4 separate regions of the Mus musculus genome follow, and regions 1, 2 and 3 are each linked to region 4. The links are chromatin loops, found by intact Hi-C in ENCODE. Cell type or tissue: heart. All regions are shown on one strand. Each heading gives the region's core, and the rest is flanking DNA. Links, peaks and the distances in the headings are about the cores only. Region 1 overlaps Frem2 (Fras1 related extracellular matrix protein 2). Region 2 holds the start of Frem2 (Fras1 related extracellular matrix protein 2). Region 3 overlaps Trpc4 (transient receptor potential cation channel, subfamily C, member 4). Region 4 overlaps Frem2 (Fras1 related extracellular matrix protein 2).

Region 1 (7,581 bases), core at 1,471-6,470, 63 kb before region 4:
AGCGTAGTTTTCAAAGTACCAGATCACCTAGTAGTTAGCTCTTTCTTACAAGTCTTCAACGGTGGTGCATTTATCCCCTGGGCAGATAGTCACTACGGGACTTTCTCAAGATCACCCACATTGGCTGCATGACTTTGGATTCTTAATTCACTATCTTTTCTGATCTCTGTAATTTAGCCAAAAGGTACGTGCTCAGGGCTCCACCCAGGGAGTCAGTTGCAGGGCAACCAGGGTAGAGTGAAGGCTGGACTAGCACATCAAAGCCATTTGGGCTGAACTTAAAATATTCCAGGAGCAAAGCCATTTTAGGAACGAACTCATCTAATTAGAGAGCCTACAACTGGGCTAGTCACAGATCCAGTTCATTAGAGACATGGGCACTTAGAAGTGACTCCAAAGACCAGGAAATCCCCACTCCGCAGAATTCATCATCTTAATGCAGTCATGGGATCCCTTTAGGTTCTGTGTTTCGGACAGCTTAATCTGCTTTAAAAAATTACAACAAGCCTTCTTTTCTTCTTGAACATTCAGCTCTCACTTCTCCTTTCTGAGAGCTGGTGCCCAGAAAAGGACGGCGGTGAGGATAGCGAACTCTTCCCCTTGCTGCCCGACAAGGGCCGCAGCAGAGAGCCGGGAAACCAACCGGGCAACGTGGAAAGTCAAAGGAAAAAATGAACTACTTCTAATGAAATAGCCTTTGTAACACAAACAAATACCAGTTTATTGACAGATGTCTTATTTAATATTCAAAGCACAGCCAGTTTCTTCTGCCTATCCAGTCTCTACCAATTGCAGTTACCAAGGCTGAAACTTGAATAGGAAAGCCAACTGCCTCTCTGTCTCCATTAAAGTTTCTCACAGACCTAGAAAAAAACTGAGCAGAAAATCGCTGGCAAATGGATCCACTGAAAGGAGGTTTCTGTGTCACTGACCCGGAGCACGGAAAAAGACTGTTATTCCGTGCCTTTTAGGAAGGAAAGCTCTTATTAAAATATCCCCAGTCCAGTTCTCTTGTCCATGTATTCAGGGGAGCTATCTTTCTCTGAATGTCTGTATGGTGGCAGTTTTCCATAGGGTAGGAGACCGGTAAACGATGACCAAGCATTAAGGACATAATTACTCATATGGGACTCGTATGAAATGAAGGCTTTCCAAGCTATCCGGGAAACCTGTTGAGACCTGTGTGGATATAAAGATGTGGTCCTGTGGGCGGTGGCTGCCCAGGGACAATGAGGCTTACCAGGATGGGACAGCACAAACAAGCCATGGAACTGAGCCTCTGTTTTGAAGTTCACAGCCAGGCGTCCCTCCTCACCAATGCGCATGCTGGTTGGGTAAAGAGAGCCTACAGAGAGAAGCCCAGGAGGATAAAATGTAGGTGGCCAGACACCCTCATCCATAGACCTTTTTTCTTCTGACCTATATGGCTATTCTAAATAATAATAATAATAATAATAATAATAATAATAATAATAATAGCCTTTAATCCCAGCACTTGGGAGGCAGAGGCAGGTGGATCTCTGAGTTCAGCCAGCCTGGTCTACAAAGTGAGTTCCAGGACAGCCAGGGCTACACAGAGAAACCTTGTCTTGAAAAAAACAAATAATAATAATAATAATAATAATAATAATATAGTTACAAGTTTCTTTCTTTGATAAGGATAAATGAAGGGCAAAATGAATTAAGTAATATGAGCCAGGTTTCTATAAAATAACACAAATACTATGATACATTTTTTTAAAGTGATGTTCTACAAAAACAAATCTGTAATTGAGAGAGATGACAAATGGCCTTGCTGAGACTGTAGAGTCAGATACATGTACGTGAAAACACCTTTGAGCACCCCAGAACAACTGCGGAATTGTGCGGGCTTAAAGAAAACTGATGATTCTCAACGACCACCCTTGTACAGCACTGAAGTGTGTGGGTAGGAGAGAGAGAGAGAGAGTTTGAGGCTAGCCTGGGCTACACAGTCAGCCTGGTGAGGCTAGCCTGGGCTACACAGTCAGCCTGGTAAGGTCCTCCCAACCCCCTTCTTCACCTAGAAGAGAAATGAAAATATTCATTTTTTTCTGTGTATCTTCTAAGATACAATGTGGAGTTAAATCCCTTGAGGCAGTCTGCATCGACCGTCCAGGATGGTCACTGTGTTTTCCTCATTGCTCGAAGGGAATTTTAATCTGTCCTATATGATGGAATTATACTTCAGGTATGCTATCAATTGGTCCTGTCTTCCTGGCTGTCAATGTGTCAAGTTGCTGTGATATAGATGTTCAGAGACTCAGCAGAGGAATGTGAGCCCGAGAGGAAAAAGCATGAATTCTTTTTGTGGGTCATCTAGACACGTGTGCACTTTGCTTGCAAAAACTTTATCACCACCACCACCATCATCATCTGAGAGTCAGTCTTACTACACAGCCCAGGCTGTCCTCAGACCCACAGCGACCCTCCTGCGTCATCCTCTTAAGTGCTGGGATTACAGATGCGAGCTACATGCCTAGATAGCTTCTGTACTTCCCGATTCCCACCTGGGTACCAACAGCTCTGCAGATGCTGAAGGGCTTAGAGTCAGGAGCTCTCTGTGCCAGTGTTCTATGGCATTTGTCTATGATATCACGGAATGATGGCGTTTTAACCAGAAAGCGACTGAAGCTTGGACTGTCCTTCAGAAGAAATTCAAACCTCAAGTTTAAGCAGTGTGCTTGAGGTTACGCGGATCACAACGAATCAGTTGTAGAGTCAGAACTGGCACCCAGGACAGGGTTTATCATTGGACTTTAAAGTGATCCTCTCATTTCAGAAGCAAAATGTGCAACTTTCCCCCGGATTTTATTCCCAACTTTCACAACTGGAATTCCTCTATTTAGTACAAACCAGAAAGCTCTATGGATTGGCCTATGTAAAATATAAACAATTAGTCACATGCAATAGACTGTATGCCTGAAACAAAGATGTTAAATTTCACAGTCAAACATCATGCAAAGTTTGAAGCATTGATATGATCTTTCCTTGACAAAGGGTCCCCCCCCCCCACTTCGGTTTTTCGAGACAGGGTTTCTCTGTGTAGCCCTGGCTGTCCTGGAACTCACGTTGTAGACCAGGCTGGCCTTGAACTCAGAAATCATCCTGCCTCTGCCTCCCGAGTGTTGGGATTAAAGGCGTGCGCCACCACGCCGGGCTTGACAAAGGTTTTAAAACGTCACGTTATTAGAGAATATAAAAATAACGATATCGAAAGGTGCCCCCCCCTAATTTTTACCTGAAATAAAAACAAAATTATCATTCTGAGTAATTACCACAGGTAGGAAAGATGCTTTGGGAGCCACAGCCACCCACCTTGCAGCTCAGCTTCCGGGGGGCTGCCGATCCCATGGTTCCACAAGATGGCAGTGTCGTACACGAATGTGAGTCGGAGCTCTGACTTCAAGTCGAAATGCTGCCAGCCGCCCACGCCCACGGGGGAGTGGAACACGTAGGAAACGTACAGAGGAACTCGAAGGGTCACGTAGGACTGCACGAGGTTGAGGACCTAAAACAATTGAACCATTTGCAGCAGCGTTAACCAAATCAGCCCACTTATGCCGACGCCAGATTTTGTGCCATTAGTGCACAGAATAAACAACAGCCTTTCTCAGCACGGCAAGCATCCCTTCACTTCTCCCAGTGCGCACATGCAACAGGGACGTGCGCCAGAGTTCCTTAAAATAACACTATTTTCAGCAAAGTAAGTCCTTTTTACTTTTGAGCAGTTTTATCAAGATACAGGTCTCATACCACATAATTCACCCAGTTAAGTGAAGAATTCAAAGTTTTTTTTATATGTGCAAGGAGTCCGGCAGCCATCACGCCAGTTTGAACCGGAGGGGCAAACACAGATGCACTCCTTGAATTTGCCTCTTCTGACACTAGAAATGAATCTTGTCAGTTGCAGGTTTTGGCGCTTCACTCCCTTCTGTTATGGGATATCAACCAGACATATAGCTACATTCTACTTTATTGATCTCCATCAGAGGATGATTTGCTACCGTAAGTTTGGAACTCTTATGCAAAAATGCATCTATAAACTTATTTTTAAATCATTTAGAGGAAGCTAGGATGAACATTAAAGAAGCAAAACCAAGCATATTTAGCAATGACATGGTGCAGTTCCAATGTCTTCAAAATAATTAGATGAACTGTTTTAGAATTTCATATTTTCCTTCTTTTGGTAGTCAACAGATGAGGTAAGGGAAGTCGGGAGGATAAATTAATCCCTGTCAAGTACCTACCGAATTTCAGACAATGTATTGGTTATTAATAACAGCTTTATTATTTTATTCTCATAATTGAATCTGTGTGTATGCAAGGTGGTTTGACGGGCGAATGGATGATGGACAGAAAAGAAGCAGGAGAGGGAACTCGAAAAGGACTCAGGCGAGCTCACCAAAAGATTTGAAAATGTATTTTTATATTAAGTGCATAATATAGTGCCTGCATCTACATATGTGTACCACATGGTATATGGCTGGTGCCCACAGAAGTCGGAAGAAGGCATTCAGGTATCTTGGTACAGGAGCTACACACAGTTGTGAGCCAACTTGTGAGTGCTCTGAGTGAAGCCATATGGGAGCAGCCAGTGCTCTTAGCCACAGAGCCATCTCTCCTTCAGTGCAGCCCTCTCAGCAGAATTCTCTGAACCTCCTGAGCAGCCGGTGGAAGTCAGAACCTAGTCTCTAGCCTGTGTTTATCTCTCCCACACATTACTACATTGGACACACTGCAGAGAGGTCCTAAAACCGCCTAACAAAAATGGCTGCATTTTAATCTCCAAATGCTCCAAGGACCAGCATCATGATTGCAGCACCTCTTTGTGCAAGAGGAAATGGTTAGCTTGACTCTCCTTGGAAGTTCCAACCGGGCTGTTGAAACTGGTCTCCGTCAGAGAATCAACACAGGGACTAGGCCTGTACTTAGGTCATGAGAACCGAGCTGTGATATGTCATACTACCACAGAGTTAAGAGCGAACTCCCCAAATCACACACAGACAGTATAAACCCATAATAAAAACACACAGTGACAAAGAACCAGCCACAAGACAAGCAACTTGTTTGGTTTTCACACATGGGATGCAAACAATTTTCCCTGCCTGGTGAATCCGTGCCTTGTATGCCTTGGATGCCTTTTTTTCTTCCCCAAGAGCAGCCATCATTACAACCACTGAACAATGAGTTCTGAAAAGCACTTGATACTCTGGCTATTGGGAGAGTGACTTGGTCAGCCTATCTGCCACTGGTGATTAAGATTCATGCTTCATTCCATGACTTTAGTTAACTTTAAGATGTTAGACTTTAGGCATGGATTTTTTTTTTTTTTTTTTTAAACATTCAACATTCAGTGAATGTTTTCTTTTCTTTTTTTTTTTTTTAAACATTCAACATTCAGTGAATGTTTTCTTTTCTTTTTTTTTTTTTTTTAAAGATTTTATTTATTGATTATATGTAAGTACACTGTAGCTGTCTTCAGACACTCCAGAAGAGGGAGTCAGATCTTGTTACGGATGGTTGTGAGCCACCATGTGGTTGCTGGGATTTGAACTCCTGACCTTTGGAAGAGCAGTCGGGTGCTCTTACCCACTGAGCCATCTCACCAGCCCTAGGCATGGATTTATAATGGAAAAACATAGCTTAATTTTTTTTTTTGCCAATATTGACATACTCTCCATCAAATGTTATTGGAACACTGCTCTAGAGGGAAGTTTTTTCTCAATCAGATAATTGGAATATAGCATCCTGTATAATTCTCATTATTTAACTTTTGGGAACATCCTATGTAGCTTAATACTCATGGCAATCCTCCTGCCTCAGCCTTCTGAGGGTTGACATAACAGGCTCACACCTGGCTTTACTTTAACTTTTTCTTTCTTTCTTTCTTTCTTTCTTTCTTCCTTCCTTTCTTTCTTTCTTTCTTTCTTTCTTTCTTTCTTTCTTTCTTTCTTTCTTTCTAAAGATTTTATTTGTTTTTTATTTTATACATGAGAGCTCTATCTGCATATATATATATATATATGCCTGCATGCCAGAAGATCTCATTACAGATGGTTGTGCGCCACCAAGTGGTTGCTGGGAATCGAACTCAGGACCTCTGGAGGAGCAGACAGTGCTCTTAACCACTGAGCCATCTCTCCAGCACCTTGTTTAACTTTCAACATGGTGATTTCTAGATACAGGATTTGCATCTTGTACATTTTTTTTCTTATTTAAGGCCAGTTTTCCCCAGCTATTGAGAATCTCCCCCTGGAGAGCACTGGAGCTGAAATGGAGCCTACTTCAATCACTTAGTCACCTGCCTATTCATTCTTCAGCCAAAGACTGCGATGGAACCAATTATTTCTGGTGGCACTTTTAAGAACATTCAGTTTCTTTCAACCTGTGGACCTTTAAAGGTATAAATAATCAACGTAGGCCCAATGAGTGACCTTGCATGGTCTTATTGACATATGAAGTTAATTAACAAAGGCAACTAACACCTTTAACAGGATATTTAAAGGGATAGCCCATAACACAAGTATCTTGGAGAAGTAACATATTGCCAAATTTATGTAATGCTACCGTGTGCCAGGCATATATGTGGAGAGGGTGTAGCTTGTCTAAGAGCCCGAGGCAGGCTGCTACTGTACATGTGAGATGAGTAGGCGTGGGATCAATACCTTCATAGCATCATATACACACAGCCACTCTCCACTCTGCACACACAGCTGATGGTGACCACACTGGACAGAGCAGCTCTAGATCCCCATATTCAAGGTCTTGAATTAGGCCACATGTATTGGAAATACCACTGAAAGCTATTTTACCAACACATGTTTATGGCCCTTAACTGCAGAGTATGTGGTTTGCATTTATTTACCTGAAAGGCTGAACACTCAGATTGCATGACCTCTGACACACATTCTGGCCTCAATGTCTAGGTTTGTAAACCAAACACACATGTAAAAAGGAGGCAGCCGGGTGTGGTGGCAAACGCCTTTAATCCCAGCACTTGGGAGGCAGAGGCAGGCAGATTTCTGAGTTCAAGGCCAGCCTGGTCTATAGAGTGAGTTCCAGGACAGCCAGGGCTATACAGAGAAACTCTGTCTCGGAAAAAAAAAAAAAAAACAAACAAACAAACAAAAAAGGTGGCAAAATCAACTAAGAAAGATATTTGCTTATCTCTCCAGACCACACACAGAGCGTCTTCCAAAGTGTATACTGCAATTTCATGCCATAAGGGCAAACTTTAGCTTAGACCTGCCAGTTGGACAATGTGACCAGCTGCTGTGGACCTAAGGACCCTTACCTTGCAGAACACCCAGCAAAACTGAGAAGACTGTCTTTCACTTTTCAAAGAAAAAAAAAACACCCAAAATTCCAATTGTATAAAAAACAAAGTTTAACTTCTCAGTGTTTCTCATTGCATGCTCAAACAACCTTAAATAAACAAAACGAAGGAACAAGAAAACAGAAAACAGGACATGCATAGCGGAAGAGCAGAATTATTTATTAAATCTCTATTTTTCTTTTCTTTTTTTTTTTTTTTTTTTTGCATTATCTGCCTTTGCATTT
Region 2 (7,581 bases), core at 1,413-6,412, 69 kb after region 4:
CTCGGTCATCTGTGTCCAGGTCAGTGTAGTGCAGCCACCTTTTCCTCAGTGGTGTGAGCTGGGATTCCTGTACCACCATCCGAAGGGGACAGCCACTGCCCAGTTCTGGAGGGAGACGGTCCACGGGATGAATGCGTATTACAAACCTCTGGATCCCAGACTGGTTAGGGGGATCATGATTGTCTTGGACTCTAAACATGAACTGGTCCATCACCGGCCCAGGGCTGTGGGGCCCCGAGTGCCTATAGAAGAGCTTCCCCTCTGTTATATCCTGTTGCCGCCACTCTGTCACCGTTCGCTCGTAAAATGACCCTTGCTTCTGCCACAGACCCTGCTCTTCCTGGGGGACATGCCTTTGGCGGAGAAGCAGGTGCCCCAAGCTTGAGAAGGGTGGCAACAGGACAAAAACCAGCTGAGAGTCATCTGAATCTATATCGGTTGCACTGAGAGTCAAGGGTGGGATAGGCACAGTTTCCCCCTCAGCCACTGTCAGCCCAGTGTTGGCGTTCAGGACCGGCGGCTGGTCATCCACAGGCACTAAAGTGATAGGGAACAGGAACTGGACCTGGTGCCTGCCTCCTCCATCGGACATGCGCAGCACCAAGTTGTCACTCAGTGAACCGTCTTTGTCATCATGCTGATACACAACCTGGCCAGCCGCCAGCTCCGCCACTGTGAAGGTCTTGGGAGCAGAGTCGCTACTGGGAGAACCCAGAATAACAAGGTGGCCATGCCGGAGCCCAGCCACCACCTCCAGCCTCACAGCTTCTAGGTCATCTTCATCACTGATGACCAAGTTCTGGGGTCCACTGCCTATGGGACCCGTGAGCGGCCGATATTGACCCTCATAGAGAATAAGGCCAGTGTTTCGTGTGACCACGGGAGCCAGTGTGTTCATGGGTTTCACCACCACCATGAAGGCGAAAGGGTCTGAGGCTGCTCCTTCAGGGTCCACTATCTCCAGCTCTAGTTCAAACAGACGCTCCTGATCCGAGTCTTCAGAGGGAGGCTGGTAGGCAATCTTCAGCAGGCGCAAATCCCGCTGTGTAAAGGAGGAGAGAGGCAGGCTTCTGTCATCCGTGCTCACCAGGTAGCCCTGCCCAGGCTGGAAGGCAGAGGTGAGGTTGAAAATCAAAAGGTCTGGGTCGGATTCAGCATCCTCGGCTGCTAGCATGTCTGGAGTGAGAGCAGTCAGTACAAACTGGTCCACCTCCATCATCATCATGGCCACGAAACTGGGCTTGGGTGCAGTGTTCTCCGCTCCTCCTCGAATCCTCACAAGCACCTGGAAGTGTTCGCGTTTTAGAGCCGGGCTGCCCTCTGGAGCCCCTCGCGAATGCAGCTCGACCACCATAGGCAGCCAGTCCCTGTTAGGCGAGCGGCTGGGGGCTGTGTGGCGGTAGCGGACTCCCAGCTCCTGGAATGCTTTGCAGTCCATCAAAAGGGTCTTAGAGGTCCCTCTATCTCCGGCCCCTCCCTGGACCTGTGGGTAGTGAAGGAGTTCTCCGTAACGAGGCAAAGCGCTCAGACCTGACAAGATGCCCACGCGGCACTCCTCGGTCTCAGGCTGGTAGGCGAACTCTAAGCTCCGATCGTCCAAGGCATTACTGGTCCCTAGCAGTTCTTCCACGACCAGAGGTAAATTCCGAGTCACAATCTCCAGCTGGGTGAAGACCACTTCCACCTCTAGTGCCAGTGGCAGGACTATCGCCCCTCCTGGAGCATCGTAGCGCAGCTGCAGGCGGACGCGGTCGCGGGAAGGGCTGCGAGCACCCAGGTGCGAGTAGCGCACCTCACCCGGGCCATAGTCGCACGCAAAACGCTTGGGACTCAAGTGGCCCGGCCGCTGGGCCAGCGCGTCGTTGTCTAACACGGTCACTGTGCAGCGGTCTCCTGGCTGCACCTGCAGCACCAAGTCACGCAACGGATCCAGCCAGACTTCGCGACCGAAGGGCACACGGAGCCCGCGGTTTGCCACCACTATAGCTTCCTCTGTAGGGACTCCCGAAGTCCCGGAGAGACCCAGGGACTGAAGTGCTGCACCGGGGCCAGCAGCCTGTGTGGAGACGTAGCTTACCAGTGACAGGAGCAGCAGCAGCAGCAGCAGCCTAGGCGACTGTGCGAGTATCGGCTGGAAGCTGGAGAACTTGGCTGTCCTGCGCGCACGGCTGGCCATCCCGGGAGCCCTTGTGGTATGCAGGCTGCCGGCCTTAGAGTTCCGACAGTTCACCCGGCGGGTATGCAAAGCTAGACTTTGCAGGCTCCTAGAGAGCACGGTGGGAAGGGCCGGGAACTCGGCGCGGTGCCTGCGGGGCCCTCCCAGTGGCAGGGCTGGACCAGGAGGATGGCCAAATGCACCGCACGGTCCCTCCTTGGAGCCGCAATCCAAGGCACTAAACACTTCCAGCGCGTCCCGGGCGTGTAGCAGTCAGGAGAGTCCCTACGTCCCAGGTCCCGGGAACTTTGAGTCCTTTGAGGAAAATCTCTCCCTTTGCACCCCTAACTCCAATTCTCTCAGGGGACCAATCGCTGATCGCTGGAGGAGGCCCTGAGTCCAGGGTTGGGTAGTGACTGCTGTCAATCAGCTCCCAGGCGGGGAAACTGCGCAGAGCTGCTCTGAGAGAGGTGCAACAGGTTGGTTGGAATGGAGGGGCGCCCTGAGCTTGCTTGCCCGGACCTGGGGCTGCGGCTCAACCACCAGCCTGCGCGGCTCTACGGACTCAAGTCTTCAGGTCTAAAGATTAGTGCATCTATTAATGCATCTCAGTCCCGTTCCTTGGTCATTGAAATCTCTCCCGGGATGGCCACCTCTTGTCGAAACTTCCAAAGCCAGGGTGGGAGTGAAGAACAAAGTTGAACACACCTTGTTGTTGAGTTTGAAAAGGAACCCAGAGCAGTTTGGGAAGGCACTGGAGATTTTCAAACAGACAGGGGATTAAAAGCCAGACCTACCTAGCTAGAGCAGGTGCAATACCCACCAGGGTCACCACCACAAGCCCCCACCCCCGCCCCGACTCCCACCCCCACCCAAGCCCTTGCTGATTTTCCCGTGCTTTACGAAACGGACCCTGTCCGGCGGATTGGTGGCGGTGGTTGTTGTTGTTTTTTAAATCAAGCCCCTCCTTTGCAGTCAAAGTTCACAGAGTTAAAGTGAAAAGAAGCATTTGGGGTGTGTGAGAAATGCAGTCTGATCAGAATCGCCAGTCTCCCACCAGAGAAGTTCCAGAGAATGTAGCCCCAGGCTGTCCTAAACTACCCCTAGCTAGAGAGCTGTCACTGCAGACGCTCAGTTCACCTTGCAGAATTTAGACGAAGGACAAGCTAAACCCAGCTGTCAGCAGCATAGCTTTTTTTCCCCGTTTTTCTTTTTCCACGCCGAGAGAATTGATAAATACCCGGAGGGCAAAGAAGAGTTTAGATAAACCTCTTTTCAGCTAGACCAGATTGAAACCCTAGGCTGGGCGCTTCCTGCCCCCTTGTGTCGGTTGGTCAGGTTTCCTCAGTATGCAGATTCCTCTCCCTGCGCTGCACCCAAACCCCCTCACAATCAAAACCCAGTCGCTTTCAATGGGGTTCTGGGCACTCTTGCTTATCACGTCGAAATATTTTCCCCAGTAATATAAAAGGGACTATGAAAGAAGGACCTGAAATAATGCCTATTTCTCTTCAATAAAACACCGAATTTGGGAAACAGGATGCGTTGAGAATCCTTGTAAATTTCAGTCTAAATGAAAGTCGTAAGATTTAAGTGTGACGCGTTTTAAGGAAGAAATGAACAATCACTTTAAACCTTCCTGCAGCCAGCCTGCCAGCCTCTACCTCAGGAGTCTGACTCCTGTCTGATGTAGTCACACGTGTTTCAGGCCAAAGCCCTAATTTCGTTGCTAGATTTTGATGTTAAATGTCTGATTCTATTCTAAGAAATTCACTGGCCTCTGAGGATGAGATGTGAAAGATTCTAAAAGTCTTTTGAGAAAAAAAAGTGAGGCATTTATGCAAACAAACTGGTGGTATTTAGTTAGTAGAAGCTCCTCTGGGTTCTGTGCTTTGTACTGTTGGGGGGGTCTTCAACTCCTACTACATGTCTCAGTTTATGACAAAAATAGAAAGGACACAGCCAGTACTTGAAACACATGAGAAAATTCCCATCCAACTCCTGGCCAGTTTCCAATTATCTTTGATGTAATAATTTTATGATTTATCACGTTGATTTATGGAACTCCAATGGCCAAGACATGAGAATATTCCGGTTTCTGTTTGCAAGTATGTAAGAAGATGTCAAGTGGAGTAGATGGTCAGTTTCAGAATAAAGGTCTTTCTGTACCATGTTCTAAGTCCTACTTAGTGAAAGAGAAGTCAAATGGATGCCAAGTGTCCTTACTCTGTGTGTGTGTGTGTGTGTGTGTGTGTGTGTGTGTGTGTGTGGCCTGCCTGAAAGCCACAGCCTGACCTCTGATGGTTCCCAGTGGCTCCAGGCTTTTTCCTTTCTTCCTTTTAAAGTCCAACAATGTTTGATTTGCCAGCAGTGATAAGATCAGTATTTGAAGTATGGTCAGATGCCTGAAGGGTAGTGTTCAATATTTTGTTTTGTGCTAAGAAAATACAGGCTCAAGTTTATTTTTAAGTAACCTAAGGAAATCAATAAACTGGACTTTTAGGTGACTTTAAATTTTAGCCTTTCTTAACTGAAGTAATGGAATAATTCTTTAGAAACATTTTTTAATTAAAAATCTTAGTTTACTTTTTTAATCAGACAGCTAGCAATATAGAGTTGCTTAAATATTTTTTATATGGATGATCATTGCTGAAAATGGTAATATATTACATTTTTGTCAGAGAGTTTTGAATAGCAATTCAACATTAAAAGATATCTGCTTAAGTTAGCAAGGAAATGCCATTTTAAGGAAAATGTTCTTTATCTTAAAAGTGATGAAATAAGTTAAAAAGTACTTTTTTTTTAGATCTAGGTTTAATTCTTTAGCTCTTACTTCCAAATCCAAACAAAATATCCCTTAGGATGCATTTTTTTTTTCACATCTTGGAAAATTCACACAAAAACTCTCTTCAAAACAACAAACTTAATTTTAGTGGCTGTTGAAACCTGAAAGATTTCCGGCCTACGGTCAAGCATCAAAGAGCGGATTTCCTGAAGTAAAGGAGGTATTTAAGATGAAGGCAAGATAGTCAGCTGGAAATGTAAAGCCAGGCTGCGGCTAAGGGAGCAGCTGATAACATCGGAATATTTTACTTTTCATTATGGAGTTTGCTTCACTCTTCCTGTGTCTTCTATTGAATCCTGAGACTCTAATAGTCTCAGAGGCACTTCAGAAATTTGTACATCCCTCCTTAAGGATCCATGATTGATTGGCTTCAGGTTCCTTGCCTCCAAGGCCCAAACCTGCAAATGTGTATGTCCTGTATGTAAAATGAGTACAGAGTTTGTATATAATCTATGTACAACCTTCCCTATATTTAAATCACCTTCCATATATTTTAAATTCGTGGTACCAAAGATGATATAAATGTGTAGACAGATGTGCTGGGGTTTTTGTTTTTGTTGTTGTTGTTTTCTTTTTTTTTTAATTTTTTTCCTTTATTTTTTTTATTAGGTATTTTCCTCGTTTACATTTTCAATGCTATCCCAAAGGTCCCCCATACCCACCCCCCCAATCCCCTACCCACCCACTGCCCCTTTTTGGCCCTGGCGTTCCCCTGTACTGGGGCATATAAAGTTTGCAAGTCCAATGGGCCTCTCTTTGCGGTGATGACCGACTAGGCTATCTTTTGATACATATGCAGCTAAAGACAAGAGCTCCCGGGTACTGGTTAGTTCATATTGTTGTTCCACCTATAGGGTTGCAGTTCCCCTTAGCTCCTTGGGTAATTTCTCTAGCTCCTCCATTAGGGGCCATGTGACCCATCCAATAGCTGACTGTGATCATCCACTTCTGTGTTTGCTAGGCCCCGGTGTTGTTGTTTTCTTGTTTTGTTTTGTTTTGTTTTGTTTTGTTTTGTTTTTGTTTTTCGAGCCAGGGTTTCTCTGTGTAGCCCTAGCTGTCCTGGAACTCACTTTGTAGACCAGGCTGGCCTCGAACTCAGAAATCCTCCAGTCTCTGCCTCCCAAGTGCTGGGATTAAAGGCATGTGCCGCAGCCTCCACCACTACCTGGCTAAGATGTGCTGTTTTGTTCAGAGAACAAACACATTGGGGGACCCATCTGTACACAAGCTCAGCCCAGACTCAAAGACTTTCTGAGTATCTTCAGCCAGTGGCTTGTTGAATGGATGGCTATGGAAGTCCTGGATACAAGGGGCTGCCTGCGCCTGAGACGAATGTGCAAAGCACTCGCTAGTTCTCAACAGAGTTTTACTTTTTAGCAGCTTCAAAACCTTGGTTTTCCTACAAAGATAAAACTGGTTTGTTTTAGAGAGAAGCAGAAAGGGAGAGCAAACAGGACTGGCCTGGTTAATCTGGGGGCTCCTTCCCTCTAGCTAAGGGGGCTGCAGCCATTGGTCTTCTGTTTCCCAACCTAAGTCTCAGATGTAAAACAAAGAACTCTACCCTTAGAGTTAAATTCATTTTCTATTCTGAGTCTGCAGATTTATAAATGACCTGCTATTTTGTACCCATTCCTAATTTTAAAATTTGTAACGTAATTTTCTGTGCATGAGTGTTTGGTGTGCATGAAGGTCTATGTAGCACATATGTGCCGTATGCCCAAGGTGGTCAGATTCCATGGAACTGGAATTAAAGACACTTGTGAGCCTCTGTGTGGTTACTGTTGTGAAAGGGTCTTAGCACAGTTTGTATGTTGCTCATCCTTTGCTTACATTAAGATTCTTTCCCAGATACTCATGAAATAGTGCCTACACTTCCTGCTTTACCAAGTTTTTACATTAAAATAACCCAGACAGATTTCACAACATCTTTGTAAGGTAGCCAAAGAGATTTTTCAGTTTTCTTATCAACAATCAGCAGGAGCTGGCTTTGGCAGAATTAGGAAGTATGCTTTAGATATTGACTCATTCCCATAATTCACCATAATTTTAGGAAGAAGACACATAACCAAAAGCCAAGAAAGACAGTAGCAAGATGCTATCTGAGGTGAATATGGTAGCCACTGCTGGCACTGGTCCTTATAGGTGACAATATCTGGCTTCAGGGTGAATCAATCACACTGAAGCTGCTGTACCTTCTGTCTGGGGATTTGGGACATTCCCACTAACCAAACTGGTTGCTCCGTTTCTGCCCCTGCAAATGCAAAGGTCTAGGCATAACTGGATGGCCCAAGCTTAGATCCTAAGCCACACAGGAATAGGGAAGTGGGTCTCTGGTCTCTTTGGTTTCCTGATGCTGAATAACTTTCTTTAGCATACAGTCTGCTGTGCCATCATGGGGATTTCTTAAGTAGTGGACAGAGGCTGTCATTTAGAGAAGCCAAACAGGGTCCTGCTTGTTGTAACAGGGTGGATATCAACTACATGGCTTTATATTTTGTATCTGAGAAAATTGGCCTAGGATGCAGTGATTTTTTTTCTTCAGGCTTGCATAATTATTGTCAAAAATTAAAATTAAATAAAC
Region 3 (7,581 bases), core at 1,173-6,172, 720 kb after region 4:
AATTCTTTTCAAGCAGAGTCAAACAGCAATTTCTGGAGGAACTGATTCCATCCTGCATTGGCCCCTTGCCGTTTTACAGTTCTGAAGGAGAACACAGCAGGCTGCATCCTTAATAGGATTCACTGAGCAGAGGAAAGACTAAAAGGCATAATTCATGGGCCGGGAACTTAGTGACAGACAGAAACCAGAGTGGAAATGAAAGAAAATGACCCTGAACGTTGACTGCAGGGAATCATCGGCTTCTGCAGAAAGTCTGACATTCCACAGGGTAGACCTGGAAAGAATAGAAGCTAAAAAGCCAGCAAATGTCACAGTGCCTTCCCTGGAGCCCCTCTCCTGTTACAAACCTCTCTCTCAGTTTGAGAGAGCCTGTGCAGCTGTTGGAATCTCAGCTTCCCTTGCACAGTCAAGGCTTCTCACGACTTCATTTTCTTCCCATTAGTTCTATGATTCAAATGCCATGGTCTAGTCCAACAGATCAGGTGGAACCTGCTTATGCTACATTAGCATATCTTCAGCCGCCACCCTTACCCCCTCCCCCGCCCCCGCCCCCATCTTGAATGCTATCCTACCAGGGAACATTACATATGCAATCCAGCAGCATGTAGATTATTGACATGTGTATAACTGGCGAAGAGAATGACACCACCAAGTGTATGTCTTCCAAAATACTCTCCCTAGACTCACGCTAAATTAAGTCTTTGATCTTGGCCCATTTTAACGTCAGACAGAGTTGACAACCAATCTAATTAAAAATAAAAGCTACAAAAATGCAACTCTCAACACTGCAAAAGCTTCACAGAAATTTGATTATCCTCGTTCACTTAGTGCTTTTAAATTAAATACCCCGATTACATTATTGTTATAAACACACCTCAGTTGATTCAAGATGTGGGTTGTTCCGGTGACAATAATGATACAGTCTCCACTCTAACAATAGTAGAAGGCCCTTGAACGTCAGCAGATCTTTACCCAATAGCAAGGTGACAAATATCCCAAGTATAATTGAAGAAGATCTGATAGATGACATTTAAAGATATCACTAATTGGCAACAATTTATTATGTGTGTTACAAAGGGTATAATGAGTTTAACTATCTTCCTCTTCTTACTTCTAATGTTTAAGTTAGAAATCACAAGCCCCTAGTACCTTGCAATGTGAACTTGTTGGTAATAATATTTTTAAAGCTGTTTTATTGGGTTCTTATACCTCTCCTTCTCTTCCAACCCTAATCCCTTCCAAGCCTCCAACACTAGAGAGGAGAGGAAGGTTAGAGGGGGAAAGGGGGCATACCTCTTTCAACAACAAAATGGACTAGTTCCTGCTGATTAGGGATGTTATTTTTCTCGAGGTCAGATCAATATTTGGTCTAAGTATATCTCCAGCTCCTTTTTCTTGTTGATTTGCTCAAGAACATTGTCAAACCTCAACAACAGCAACCAGGAGCAGCAGGGGAGAGCAGCAGCCACCCCAGGCTGTCTAGGGGATCTTCCTTTTCCGAGAGTCTCCAGAATTAAACCATCTGCAGCTGGCAAAATCACACCCCTGCTAGTACAGGAGGAAAATCATAATCACCTGCTGTGAAGCAGTCTCTTATCCCATACCTGAGATTAAAATAAAAATATATTCACATAGCATACCTGAGTTTTTTAAAGAAACAAACAAAAAAGTCTACAGTTTACTATAGTTGTATATAGGCTGAGACCATAAGGTTCAAGCCATGTGCAGACACAGGCACTGTATAAAGCTGCACACAGAGTGATGGAGCTTCCAGAACAAAAGTCCCAATGATCTGTGGCCATGGCCAGAAGCTACAAAGTTCTATACTGCCTGATGCCAGACCACTATCAAAGAAGTCACACTTCTTCCCTTAGCACTTGGTTAATTAAAGACCCAGGTACTAAGGTCCACTGACTGCACTGTGCCATAAGAGGTTTCTCATGAAGAGCCTAGACTAACTTTTCCAATACTGTTGCTCTCAGTAACACTTGTCTATCTTGACTTGTCAAAATCCTGGTGCCTGGAGTTCAGTCGGAAACCCCACTTCTGGTTACATTCTTGACTCTGAACAATATTATCTCTTCCCCATATTCACAGGACATTCAGTCTTCACCACTGAGTTTAATGGTGTATTTTCCATTATCTGTGTCTTACTCCATCACCTTACAGAGGACAAGCCATTTAAGTGTGCTTATTCAATTTACTATTCGGAAGATTCTGCTTGCCTCTGAAAGAATATTGTCTATATGGACGTGTGGTCACCTAATGGTGTATTTTAAATGGGCTGTACAATTGAATAGCTCTTCTATAGAGACAAAAGAGAATCCACAGAGATTGCTATAGACCAGTGTATGCAGAGTTACTCATAAAGATCCTGGACTCCTACAATAAATGGTTGACTTCTGAGTTTGACCATCATTCTTGTCCCTAGCCGTATCACTTCAAAGCCAATTTCTCATTCCCACATCTCTTTACTCCAAGGGTATCAGCATCTCATGATCTAGCTGAACAAAGTACTCTGATAAGCATGAAGCACATAAAAATCACTCAAAGACAAGCAAATGCACTCAAATTATATTTCCTCAGAAGAAATCCAGAGATTGGTCAATTGATGAAGTTTGAGGATTCAGGGGTATTTTTAATTCGTGTCAATCACTAATTAATAAGTGAAGAAAGATGAATAATGCCAGTGACAGATGCTATGAATCATATCTCTTATTTAATGTCCTAAATTACCCAAAGAGTTTATTTTCACTGCACAACTTTAATGTCCCTCTGGGATATAATCAGTTTTATCCACATCTAATCTTAACTCCATGTTCTTAATATTGTAATACCACTGCCCACTTCAAATGCAGACAATAGGAACAGATTCATAAAACTAGAGGCTAAAACACGGGTCTGTGCTGAGTCACTAGGAAAGGGTATAGATGGGCTGAGGAGTGCACCCTTCATGCACATCACTAGGTGAGTGTGTTGGTTCAGATTCACCCTTTCTTTAAGAAAGTGGTTATCTCACCTCTAGCAATTATGCTGACATTAAACAGCTGATATAATATCCCGAGGCTAAAGGGTATTGTGTAATTCCCAAGGAGATGGAGATGATAATTAGTTTACACAAAGTAAACCTTAAACCTCACCCACGGAATATAACCCCTCAGTTAGCTAAGTGAGCTTTTCCTATGCCTTTCCTTTTCTCTGACAAGCTTTTTATACTTGTTAAAATTTTCCCCAAGCCAATATATTATGTTTCACTTTAAACTACGTACTTTATTCTCTTGCATATTTGAATTAAAAATGTTGACTATGGATTTTAGGGACGGTTCTAGAACTTGAAAAAAAAAACTCTGTACATTTTAATGTTTAAATGCACCATGATATCTTTGTTTATCACTCATAACTCTGAGTCTATCAACCCTAATCTTAGTTTAATGCTCAATAAAGCTCAACTATGACCTCAGGCTTTTTTTGACATTATCTTACTGAATTTAAAAAGATTCTAAAACCAGCGAAGGTAGACCAACTGAATTGGTTCTATATTAAATAAAGGGTCTATATACTTAAAGTATCTTGGAAGTCATTTGTTGATGTTGAATACTTTTTAGTAAATGTTAAAGATACATACATACATACATACATACATACATATGACTCATTTTGTGCTTCTCTTTATTTTAAGCAATGTCACAGGGTCTGGAAGGCCACTGTCTTTTTCTAGAAATGCTTTTTCTCTTGGAATTTATCTTGGGTTTTGTTTCATCAGGAGGTAGACACCACCCCCATCTGGTGGCCCAGCCATAAAACTTCCATGCTACACTCTTCCAGATGGTCTAATTTTCTAGTTTTCTTGTTGGCAAATACCTTAATCATAGAGAGAACTCAGTTCGCATGTAGTGAACGCTGTCTTTTGGTAATTAGTGGCTTTAGGAATCAAAGCATTGCCTTCCTTTCTTCCTGTAAATCACTGCTTTTCTTGAAACACAGACACTGCTTAGGCTCAGTAGAATAGAATTTTGACTTTTAATATATATTTTTAAAATATCATTTTATATTTATGCACTGCTCTTTCTAAAATTCTATCTTATCAGCCTATGGTTAAATATTTACTAGGGAATAAGCTCAAAAGCCTCATTAGAAACTAAGAACTATTATTCCCTTAGCTTCTCAAAATACACCAAATTAATCCCTTTATAACAGAAATGTTTTACTTGGGTTGACTTTTTTCAGTGTTCTTTCTTAAGAATCAATGCCGCTGCTTATTAAAAGTGCATTATGTGGGGTCACCATAGATGGGTTTCTATTAATGCTTTTAGAATACTTATGAAAGGTGAAAATGTAAAATTTTAATCTCATTTGTTGTTTAACTCAGTTTTTAATGGACTTTGTTCACCATCAGCCATCTTCTCTCCATTCTGTACAAAGAAGCTGATATAGTGTGCAGACCCACCTAAAACATCCCAGTCTTCCAAGAGATAGCAGAGTTGGGAGCTTGGCGGGTGTGACGCAGTGGGAGGAGTCAGTCACACTCCGGCTTCCCTGGGTGCTGTCTCCAAAGCCACAAGGTGAAAGGTAGCTGAAAGCCACATTCGATACCTTGAAAATCATAAGTTTAACTAGTACTCTGGCTGATTTTATTAAATCTTATCTAATTAAAACAGAAAGTTCCTTCAGTGGATGTATGACTGAAACTGCTGCAAGTTCACCGTCCCCCAAGATTGCAGATTATGTATTGCTATTTACAGTGACTGATTTTCTATATTTTTCTGTGCTGATATTTATGGGAAAATACTAATTCCATTTGCTATTTCCTCCCCTGGTTATTTCCTGTCTCTGCCTTCAGTATTTCTAGGGATGCCGGGTGTGTATCCAGTACGGTCAGTTCATTCTCTCACAGCCCTGCAGCCTAACCAGGACCCCATTTCTAGCACTGTTAATTTATTCTGCTTTAAGAGTTCTATACGTTAAAGACTTGTGCCTTTTCACTTTAGTTCATTGACTCTTTGTGTGTGAAACCTCTCTGTGACTATGGCTCATTGCCCCCACTTTGGTGATAAAAGACAACAAGAACAGTCTTATCTGCAAAAGCGATAACTTTGAGGATAAAAAAACGTATCTATATAACCACACGGGAATATCCTTTCCTTTTCAGCGGCGTGCTGCTGATAACTTGAGAAGACATCACCAATACCAAGTAAGTAGTGCTTGTGTTTGTTCCTGAAATGGCCATTCAAACAAAATGCGGATCTGACTCGGGACAGAAAGTGAATCCATGCACTGAATATCAATCCTGTCGTTCAGGAGGTGATGAGGAACCTGGTGAAGCGGTACGTGGCAGCCATGATCAGAGAGGCAAAAACCGAAGAAGGCTTGACGGAGGAGAATGTTAAGGTAAAGCTTCGCCTTCATCGCGGAGACAGCGTGTGGAGGCAGCCTTTAAGGCCAGATTTACAAACCTAGCCATGCCTCCTGTGTTTTAAATTAAACTTCCATGGAACTAAGTGAAAGGGCAGACAGACAAACAGAAAAACAACAGCAAAGTAGAGAAATTTCCCAAGTTGCTTTGAAACATCCTTAGCCCACACTGTCAAGGGGGCTTAACTTAGTGGCAAGGAAACCCCTAGTCCTTGTTGCATTCTGATCCATGTCCCCAATCCCTGCTGTGCCACGTCAGCTTCTCATTTGTATTTCAGTCTGATTTCTAAATCGGAAGCATTTACTAACCAACTTACTACCAATAGCACAAGCTTCCTGGGTCTCTGTGGTATCTTCTTGGGGGCAGGGATATAAAGTTTTCTATATTGCAAGTTGGAAATCAAGTTCAAAGACTTCTAAAGTTTTGTGAGAGGAAATAAGTGAACATAGGCAATGGTATTTTAACATTAAATGTGAATTGATTCTTTGATTTTACATGGCCCTTTATAAATTTCGGAAGAATTCTTTCAGGTTAATGTGATTTTACAGATAAAACCAAGGCCACGAAAGCATCAAAGATCATTAGAGAAACAAGAGCTAAACAGTCATTGAGATAAGCAAGGAGAGGAGCTGCCAAAAAGACAGCACAGATTGTCAATTAAATAGACTCCAAAGTATTTTTCTGCAACCATAAATCTCAATGATGAGGCTAAATGCTTCCCTTTGTCCTGGAAGACAGTGTGGCTCTGGAGTAGAAGAGAAGCTAAGAAAGAGGTTTTCCAATGAAATAAGAAAAATATAGGGATCTAGGAACCTCGTGTAAATGAGAGCCAGGACTTCTGGACCCAATGGTTGGTCTAAGCCCCCCGCAGAAGGTATTGAGAACAGAGGCAGTCTCTCGAAAGGCTAAGGTTCATGTTATTTTTACTTTGCACATCCTTTTCAGAGAAAAAAAAATATCGCATTAAAACACGTGACCCAAGGACCAGGAAGTGGCTTGACAGTTAGAAGCAGACTCCAGAGAGGAAGTATTTAAAAATCACTGTCTCCAAGAAAGTAGACAACCCACCGAACAGTGACAGAGCGCACAATCCCTTTTGTTTCTCTTTCTGTTACACTTAGAAGATTTCTTTATGTGTCCCAGCTGCTTTTCTCATTGATGTCACAAAACACTAAAGAGAAGCAACTCAAAAAAGAAAAGATGTCCTTTGCCTCATGGTTTGAGAAGCAATGGTCCCTAGTGGCAGAGAAAGCAGAGTGGAACAGTTCGTCTCATGGCAGCCAGGACTAGCACCACTGATACACCCAGAAGCATGTTTTAGGGATCTCTCTGCTCCGTCATGTTTGACATAAAGAATAACCATCATACTAGAATATAAAATACCAATAGGAAAATTAATGATACCAGGTATCAGAGTCAGGGCCTGAAATTCTAAGTAGAATCCCAGGAGGACAGAACCCTGCGTCTTCAAAAGAGGCAGGACCATTTCAGACAGCTCTATGAAATTAGGAAATGATGTTTCCGTAAGTCAGCACCTAACGTGTCATTTGGATTTTATTCAGGAACTAAAGCAAGACATTTCTAGCTTCCGCTTCGAAGTTCTGGGATTGCTCAGAGGAAGCAAGCTCTCTACAATACAGTCAGCCAACGCGGCGAGTTCAGCGGACTCCGACGAGAAGAGCCAGAGCGAAGGTAATGGCAAGGACAAGAGAAAGAATCTCAGCCTCTTTGATTTAACCACTCTGATCCACCCGCGGTCGGCAGCCATTGCCTCCGAGAGACATAACCTAAGCAATGGTTCCGCCCTGGTGGTGCAGGAGCCGCCCAGGGAGAAGCAGAGGAAAGTGAATTTTGTGGCTGATATCAAAAACTTCGGGTTATTTCATAGACGGTCAAAACAAAATGCTGCTGAGCAAAACGCAAACCAAATCTTCTCTGTTTCAGAAGAAATTACTCGTCAACAGGCGGCAGGAGCACTTGAGCGAAATATCGAACTGGAATCCAAAGGATTAGCTTCACGGGGTGACCGCAGCATTCCTGGTCTCAATGAACAGTGTGTGCTAGTAGACCATAGAGAAAGGAATACGGACACTTTGGGTTTACAGGTAGGCAAGAGAGTGTGCTCCACCTTCAAGTCGGAGAAGGTGGTGGTGGAAGACACCGTCCCT
Region 4 (7,581 bases), core at 1,491-6,490:
TCTTTTTCCGCAGTCCCATCCCTGGTGCCGATACCTGCGGAAACAATGTAACTCACTCATTAGTGACTAACTGGGATCTTTCCCTCTCTTTCTTTGTCTCATTGCTGGGCATCCATCCTGTCCGGCCTCACTTGCTAAGTGTCTATCAGAGATGAAAGCAAAACAAAACGGCCTTGGAGTGCCCCCTAGAAGATTACTTTGAATACTTATGAATACATCACGGGCTGTTAATATTAAGACGAGGATGAAAACACAGGTTTCATTAAAAGCATTTGTCTTATAGACTTCAGAAAAACACCAGACAGACAAGTAGTTCCCATACGCATCTGCTTCAGTAGCAGGTAGATCATGGCTTATTTAACGTCAAAGGATTAAGGGCCCATTACAAGAGTTACAACGCTGGGTCTCCATGAGTTCTGCAGAGTTCCCATTTAGAGCTCTGTTTCTGGTGCACAGAGAGGAGTTTGTCAACATTCCTTCGGTCCATTACAATCACCCCAGCAAGACCAACAGAATCCTGCTAGTGGGGCTCTGCCAAGCTGCTGGCTGCCTGCTCGGCTGAATTTCCTTCCATCAGCAAAGCACTCTTTCCAGGAGATTTAAAGGACAGTTAAAGCCAAACAGGAATTTCTATCATACTGGGCATAAGCTCCAGTTTCAGCCGTGTTTATCAGAGGACAGCAAAGTCATCTACCTAATGAAACTCAGGTTGCAATGTCAAATCCCCATTGTTGCTACTGAAAACACGCACAAGTGTGCACTTTAGTTATTAAATGGAGCGTCTTTCCTGTCCTCTCTTACATGGAAAAAATAGTGCAGGGCTGAAGCAAATGTTCTTGGCCTGAGAAAGTGGAATTTCATCCCTCACAGACACACAGCAGTGGACAGAAACCGATTATTATGTCAACCTCCCTCAGGTTTGGGAGACACTCTGGTGCGGTGGTGGTTATCACTGGGGGGCCCTGGGCCTTGGAATATTTGGGAATATCACTTTTTCTCTCTTTGCCTACCTATAGGGTGGAAGATACAATGTTATTTTTCTCGTGGGGTACTAGCCCCGGCACGTGTGAGGACTCAACATGCACTACCAACTGGTTAACAACCATTTTCATTCTGTAGGGCCATTGCCTAATGGAACACCACAGTCATGACTCAAGGTCTTGGGGGGAGGGGAGCGAGTGAATGAAGGGTTGCAAGACGAGAGACAAACTGATAAAGCACTCAGTGGGCTTAATAAATGTCTAATAACTGGTAGCAATGGATCCATGTGATGCAAAAACTACTGCTAAATACAAATGTACACTTAGTTTATTAGTGGATTATAAGAATGCACTATAAACCACAGAGACACCAGTATGTCCAGTTACTGCTGCAAAGAAATGGAGGCAACTTAGATGATCAAGAAAAGAAATCACAGGGAATCTCATTTGTCCGCACAGAACAAAAGAATCAGGACATTTGTAGGGTGATGTGACAGACAGAACCGGAGACCATTATGGTGAGTGAAACAGGCAAGACTCAGAAAAACATCAGGTGGCTCTCCTTTAATGTGAAATCTAGGTGTATGTGAGTGTGTGTGTGTGTGTGTGTGTGTGTGTGTGTGTGTGTGTGTGTGAAGCTGGGAAAGTATACCGGACAGTAAGAGAGGAGAAAAGGATGAGATCTTCAGGGGAGTGGAGGAAATGAAGATCATAGAGGTCATGTTACATTGGAGGGTTGGGAGAGGGAAGTGGCAGAAGAGAATGCACAAGATCAAAGCATGATGTGGGTATATGAAAATGTCATAGCAAAGCCCACCACATTATATGTCGGCCTTAAGAACTAATTTCAAAAGCTTATTAGAGTATAAACCATGAGCTTTGTATGTGTGGGCTTTGTATGTGTGGGCTGCACCTGGTGGCTGTGGGGCTGGCAGAGGCAGGTCAGTAGGATCAGGACTTTGTAGGGCATATGCGCCCCTGCCCAGGGGCTGGCCTAGCTCTTTCCATTTCCTGGTCAACCACCCTGTGAACAGCCCTGTCTCCTGCTTGCTGACACAGCTGGTGGCTCCCCTCCCTCCTTCCACTCACTACCACCCCAGGGCAACCCTTAAGTTTCATCTGTCCGGCATTCAGTCACAGCAATGCAAACATGATTTCCCTTAGTGTTACTAAGATGAAGTGCCCTCTTTGTGAAGAGTGATAGTCTCTCTGTGGCTACAAGGCCTGCTCAGAGTCCACAGTGGAAGTGTAGGTTGTGTGGAGGAGCAGCCTCCCTGGCGAGCTCTGTAGGTCTGCTCTGCCTTGAACTTGACCTCAGTTTCAGGCCTCAGCAGCGTTGCAGGACCATCTTCGATAATGGCAGATGTGGGCCCACAGTGTCTTTCTGGCTTTCTTCCACCCTAGTTTACTAAATAGCTATGTGAGGTGACCCAAGGACAGTTGCGGAGTATCGCTAATATAGTCACAGGCTCAGGGAACAATAGCTGCTCCAAACATAACTTAGAAAAACACATTAGCATTCTGCTGCAAAAACCAAACCACAAAAACAAACCAAACAAAAGCAGCAGGGCAGTGAGAAAAATGTTCAGAATTTAAAAGTCTATAAAATACTTTTCAACTGTTAACTTTCTCAGTGTCAGTGTCATCCGTGGAAAAAATGAGTGCCAATCACATAGAATGGGACAAGTTGCATAATGGATAAAAACATCGCTGGTGACTGCTGAGGTGTGCTGCTTTTGCCTGTTTTCAGTGCAACGTATTCTCTGTGTTTTCAGGCACAAAGCATAGTTGGGCCTGACCCCTCCCTGACAGCCAAATGGGCACATGCACAGAGCAGAGCGCAGGGAGAGAGAGCAAGTCTCAACGGGAGGGTGTTGTCAACATCTACCGCACTCCAGAATCTTAAACAGAATGGGAACTGCAGTCCTGTGCAAGTGTAGCAAAGGAAGGGCCAGGAGCTGCTGTCCCGGCTGCAGCTGGAAAGGCCTCTTTCGAAAATTAACAAAACAAGACATTTTATGTTCCTTTCAGGTTTTCTGCACAGGGTTTCACTGGGAAACCCAGGCTGGTCTCCGACTCACAGCCATCTGCCTACCTGCCTCCTGCGTGTTAGGAAAGGGAGGTACCACCAGGCAGTAAAAATCCTATTTTTAAAATAAAAAATATTAATATCCAGAGTCCAAATGTGCCAGGGAAGAGCAGAGAGATTAGTGGGGGAACCTCTGTTGATAGGGACCTAATGTTCACAGGCCAACAGTCCAGCACAGTTTCTCAGTAGTAATTTCGGAGACAGCCCTTATATTTCTGCCAATGTGTTCCTGCCTCATCGTTCCCCTCCACAAAGCTCTTTTGTGTTTACAGATCCTATTAAGTGGGCGTTTCTCAAAGTGACATCTCTGTGTCATCAAGGGCTTCAGAACTCTACACCAACTATATTTCTGCTTCATATCTTTCCATATTTTATGGTTATAGGAAATGAAATGTGGACATGAATCAAAGTTGAAGATAATTATTTGCCGTTGACTCTTGGTTTTATTGCATAAGACAGAAGTAACCAACTAGGATTTAACATTTAATATTTTAACAAAGAAAACCCACAGAATAGACCTTTCATGTGATGTAGCAGTCAGGAAGGAATTTACAGTGAACCACAGAGCCTTCAAACTCAGTGCACAGTGTCTGATACCTAACAACTCACTGAATACATTTTGCTTATTTATTAAAGTAGCTGTCATGAGTATTTTACACCACTGTTTCAGATGACTTGTCCCCTGGGGATAAATTAGATGCACATCAGCTTATTCTAACCCAGTGACATTTGATTTTATTTCGAATTCACTGGTGATTACTTCCAATTTTGCGAATTTATTTTTTACTGGCGAAAGGTCACACTCATGCACCTTGACACAAATCTGTTGACATGATCTCTTCGTAGCCAAAAATCAGATATCAACATCTCACTAAGATTTTAAATTCATCAAGCTAAATTCGTGCTATGGTTTAATCACTAGAGAAAAATTATAAACACAGGTGAAGTGCTAATTAAACTTACTTATAAATGAAGTTTCTCCCAAGTATCCTCTGCGTGTAAGAACAATATCTAGAAATTTGGAGTCTTCGTTGATCAAGTAATACTCTTTTTCAAAGGAGATCCACGCCCAATTCAGTCGAAAATGCTGGTTGGTTAACCTGTTTCCACCTGGAAAACAAAGAGTGTGAAACCTGCCATTACTGCTTTCCTGAATGAATGGCCTTTAAAAAGTCACAAACTATGCGACTTTGGAAAGAATACTGCTGGATTTAATATGCAACTCCAGGGCACGTGCATGGAGATGGAGCTAACCTCTCAATTGACTGGTAAACATTCCTGGATGATACAATCTTTGAGAAATCCCTCCCTCTTTCAGGATTGGGGGTAGAGTTGGAAAACAGAAAGAAGCATGCAGTAGTCTGAAGCAAAAAAAAAAAAAAAATCATGAAACAAAGAGATGGGGTAGATGTGGGAAGAGTAGGGGGATGAATAAGATCAAAATACCTTGTGTTTATGTATTCTCTCGGTTGATAAAATTATTTATTTAAAAACCACTCACCACAAGGTGCCGCTGGAGAGCAGACTTCTCTATTCAGAGGCCAGCAATGTTCTTAAAAACCACACACAAAAACCTTCACAAATACCTCTTTCTGGTTCACAGAGCAATTGGGTGGAAGGCTTTAATTATAACCACTTAAAGAAAAACAAATATTCTTTCTCCACTCCCCTTCCCACTAGACTCCACTCCAGTCCTGAGAGCAAACAGACAGCCCCTTTCATTGGCTCTCCTCCCACCTTCCCACCAAAATGGAGCTGGCTGCCTCTAGGGAGAAAATGAACCTGGTGCTGGTCTCTATAATGTGAGAGCTATTCTGTTGGGAAAATGAAAGGAGTGTTATCAGCTGACCACTCCACACCTATCCCTCAACTTCCTTTGATCTATGAGGTCCATAAACAAAGGCATCACTAATTCCTTTTAAGTCTCTCTGGAAAAGAGAAAGGGGGTGGGGGTGGGGGAGCCTCAATCACAAACACAGCTACAGGCATAGTTCGAATTCTAGCTTCCTCTCTTTTGAGTTGACACAAAGAAAGCTACAGTAGAGAAATACGAGAGAGGGAGAAATGTCAAGACTCCTGTTGACCGAATGAAAATCTACACAGGGAGAAGCAATCGGGGAAGAGGCACAGGGTCTGTTTCCTCTGAAATATTTAGAAGTAAAAACTACAGACAATTTATGCTGTCGGAGGCTCGCTGAGAATCAAAGGCAACAGATCATGCGGCTGAAGCTGTGAAGGGATTGCTTCCTCATCGTTTGACATTTAACTCACCTCAGCCTCTTCAAAAGTTCCTACAAGACGCACGCAGGAAGCAAAAGGACGCTCTGTTACCTGACCCTGTGAGCCTTCCATGGGAGTTTTGCTCCCAAAGAAGTCAAAATAGATTTGAAAGGAAGCATCGACTATAATAGTTCCCATCATTGCCCCAGACGCAAAACACTCAAGGAGTACTCTATTGTACTACGTCAAAGCACTATCAAACCTTTCAGCCACTACACAGTAGCTACAGGGCTGAGGCTGGAACTACTCGCAGCACTTGCCTGGTGTGTGCAATGGATGTCTGGGTGAATCCCCAGTACTGCTGAGTGGCTGCACCCCACAAAAGTCAATAAACAGGAAACTCTTGACATTGTGATGCAGAAGCAGCAACATGTGCTGTGGACACTGCTATGTCGAAAGAACTGCACACACAAGGTGATTTCATGCTTCAAGGTGATGAGGCTATGGACACTTCTGTCTTTCAGTTCATTTCCAGTTTGTTATTTGTTCGTTTGTTAGTTTGGCTTTTGAGGTGGAGTCTTACTATATAGTGCAAAGCAGCAGATTTTGAACTTGCAATACTCTTACCTCAGTCTCAGGAACACGGGGAAACACCCACCCCCATTCATCTTTTTAGTATTTATTTTAGTACTTTATGTGTATAGGTGTTTTGTACATAAGTATGCATATATCTATGGAACTGGAGTTATAGGAGCTTGTGAGTCACCATGTGGGCGTTAGAAACACCACCATGATCTGTTGCCATGCCACAGGGCCAAAGGATGAGGGCCAGTTATTCGAATCAACCAGAGTAGGCTGTGCTCTTACGATGGTTATCTCAGGCTCTTTGTTACAGCAGAGAAAAGCTGATCTAACCTAGTACATAGGTCATGAATAGCTGGAAAAGTCTGAAGGCTCTGATCTGAGGAACGGGAAAAGAGATGGAAGCAGTAACTACCCGACTTAAGCAGTTCCCATCTGTTCACAGACAGGAATGTCAGTGCGCCATCACTTGCTAAGAAGGGAAACATCCAGCCATATCTAACCCCTTGTTGTTGTGTGTGTGAACTTGTGCAGTGCCCCAAACTACCTGTAAGCACCACCTGCCCAGGAAGCAAGCAACTTCCTGGGATGCTCGGAGTTGTCATTCTTGGAAAACAACAAAGCCTCATGGGAGAGTGTGGTGGCCTACAGGGTTGTTCCTTCTAAATCCTTGCAACACAGGCTCAGGGACATTCTCAGGCCCTGACTAAGGTCCATCTCTTGGTCAGGATTTAATATTTAATGAAGCTTGCTTTGAAGCTGACCCGGAATGGTAGAGTTGGTTTTCCTGGTGAATCTAAGGATTGCTACTTAGCGGCAGGCTTCGCATGCTGCATCGTCTAAAAACCCTCACAGTTCCGCTCGCCTAGACAATGTCTATTTCTCCAAATTTGACAATATTTATACCACTTTACAGCTTGACCGTCTTTCCTGAAATAGTCCAAGAAATATTGATGCCTGCTAAATACTATGCATTGAAGAGTATTGGGTGGTATATATATATATATATATATATATATATATATATATATATATATATATATTGGGTGGTATATATATATATATATATATATATATATATATATATATATATATATATATCACTCTGCCCCACCCCTGAGTGAATCAGGACACCCCAGCAAAAATTAGCACTTGTAAGTCTCTTTGTTGGATTAGCTTTACTCTGCCATCCCTTCCACAGTCTCATTTCCTAAATATACGTTATTCCTTTATCTAATCGTTTTCTGTCTCTTCCCACTCTAACTGCTGGTCTAGAGGGCAGGCAGGCAGTTAATTTTGCTTGTTGTTAGGAAAACAAGCAAGCAAACAACAAACAAACAAACAAACAAAACAAAAAAGAACTCTCTTGTGCCTCATTTACCAGGTCATATGAATTTCTAAATAAGGGTTACCTATCACTTTCAGTACTGAATCCTTTAATTTAAAATATAGTTTTAAAAGACAGATCTCAAACATCTTTCATTTTGGAAAAGGTACCAAATTACCTGTTTATCTACAGGTCTGAATTTCATATGGCTAAATAAGTATGGTCACAGGTCTACCCAGCACTTTTGAGATTTCATTAAAAGGAAACCAGAAACAATATCAGGAGCTTTGTGACACAATGAGAGGAGGCTGGGGAGAGAGAGATAGTTCAGTGGTTAAGAGCACTAACTGCTCTTCCAGGTTCAATTCCCAAGACCCACCTGC

The links. Hi-C counts contacts between places; a loop is a spot of excess contacts. Peaks named below come from ENCODE experiments on the same cell type or tissue, not always from the same donor. Only the 100,000 strongest peaks of a DNase experiment are listed, where the experiment ranks them.
Region 1: a loop joins it to region 4, with 2.7 times the contacts of the local background. A loop is called at or near these places in 6 of 42 quality-filtered maps.
Region 2: a loop joins it to region 4, with 7 times the contacts of the local background. A loop is called at or near these places in 16 of 42 quality-filtered maps.
Region 3: a loop joins it to region 4, with 3.0 times the contacts of the local background. A loop is called at or near these places in 4 of 42 quality-filtered maps.

The regions. Positions count from the first base shown.
Region 1 is chr3:53,522,423-53,530,003 of GRCm38, forward strand. It overlaps Frem2 (Fras1 related extracellular matrix protein 2), which reads right to left. Exons shown (of 24, transcript NM_172862.3): 17 at 3,337-3,529; 18 at 1,241-1,345. Among named protein-coding and RNA genes, the nearest start is that of Stoml3, 38 kb to the left of the region's middle. In heart, for the core only: a CTCF peak has its summit at 3,383 (motif pointing right); no DNase peak of the experiment used is centred there; H3K4me3 peaks cover 514 bases.
Region 2 is chr3:53,654,909-53,662,489 of GRCm38, forward strand. Frem2 (Fras1 related extracellular matrix protein 2) reads right to left here and starts at 2,447. Exons shown (of 24, transcript NM_172862.3): 1 at 1-2,447. The coding sequence starts at 2,176. In heart, for the core only: a CTCF peak has its summit at 3,472 (motif pointing left); a DNase peak (open chromatin) is centred at 2,543; H3K4me3 peaks cover 2,437 bases; H3K27ac peaks cover 2,253 bases.
Region 3 is chr3:54,310,468-54,318,048 of GRCm38, forward strand. Trpc4 (transient receptor potential cation channel, subfamily C, member 4) reads left to right here. Exons shown (of 11, transcript NM_016984.3): 9 at 5,150-5,191; 10 at 5,299-5,388; 11 at 6,976-7,581. Among named protein-coding and RNA genes, the nearest start is that of Gm31095, 47 kb to the right of the region's middle. In heart, for the core only: a CTCF peak has its summit at 3,793 (motif pointing left); no DNase peak of the experiment used is centred there.
Region 4 is chr3:53,585,683-53,593,263 of GRCm38, forward strand. Frem2 (Fras1 related extracellular matrix protein 2) reads right to left here. Exons shown (of 24, transcript NM_172862.3): 3 at 4,033-4,179; 4 at 1-34. Among named protein-coding and RNA genes, the nearest start is that of Frem2, 68 kb to the right of the region's middle. In heart, for the core only: a CTCF peak has its summit at 4,574 (motif pointing right); no DNase peak of the experiment used is centred there; H3K27ac peaks cover 757 bases.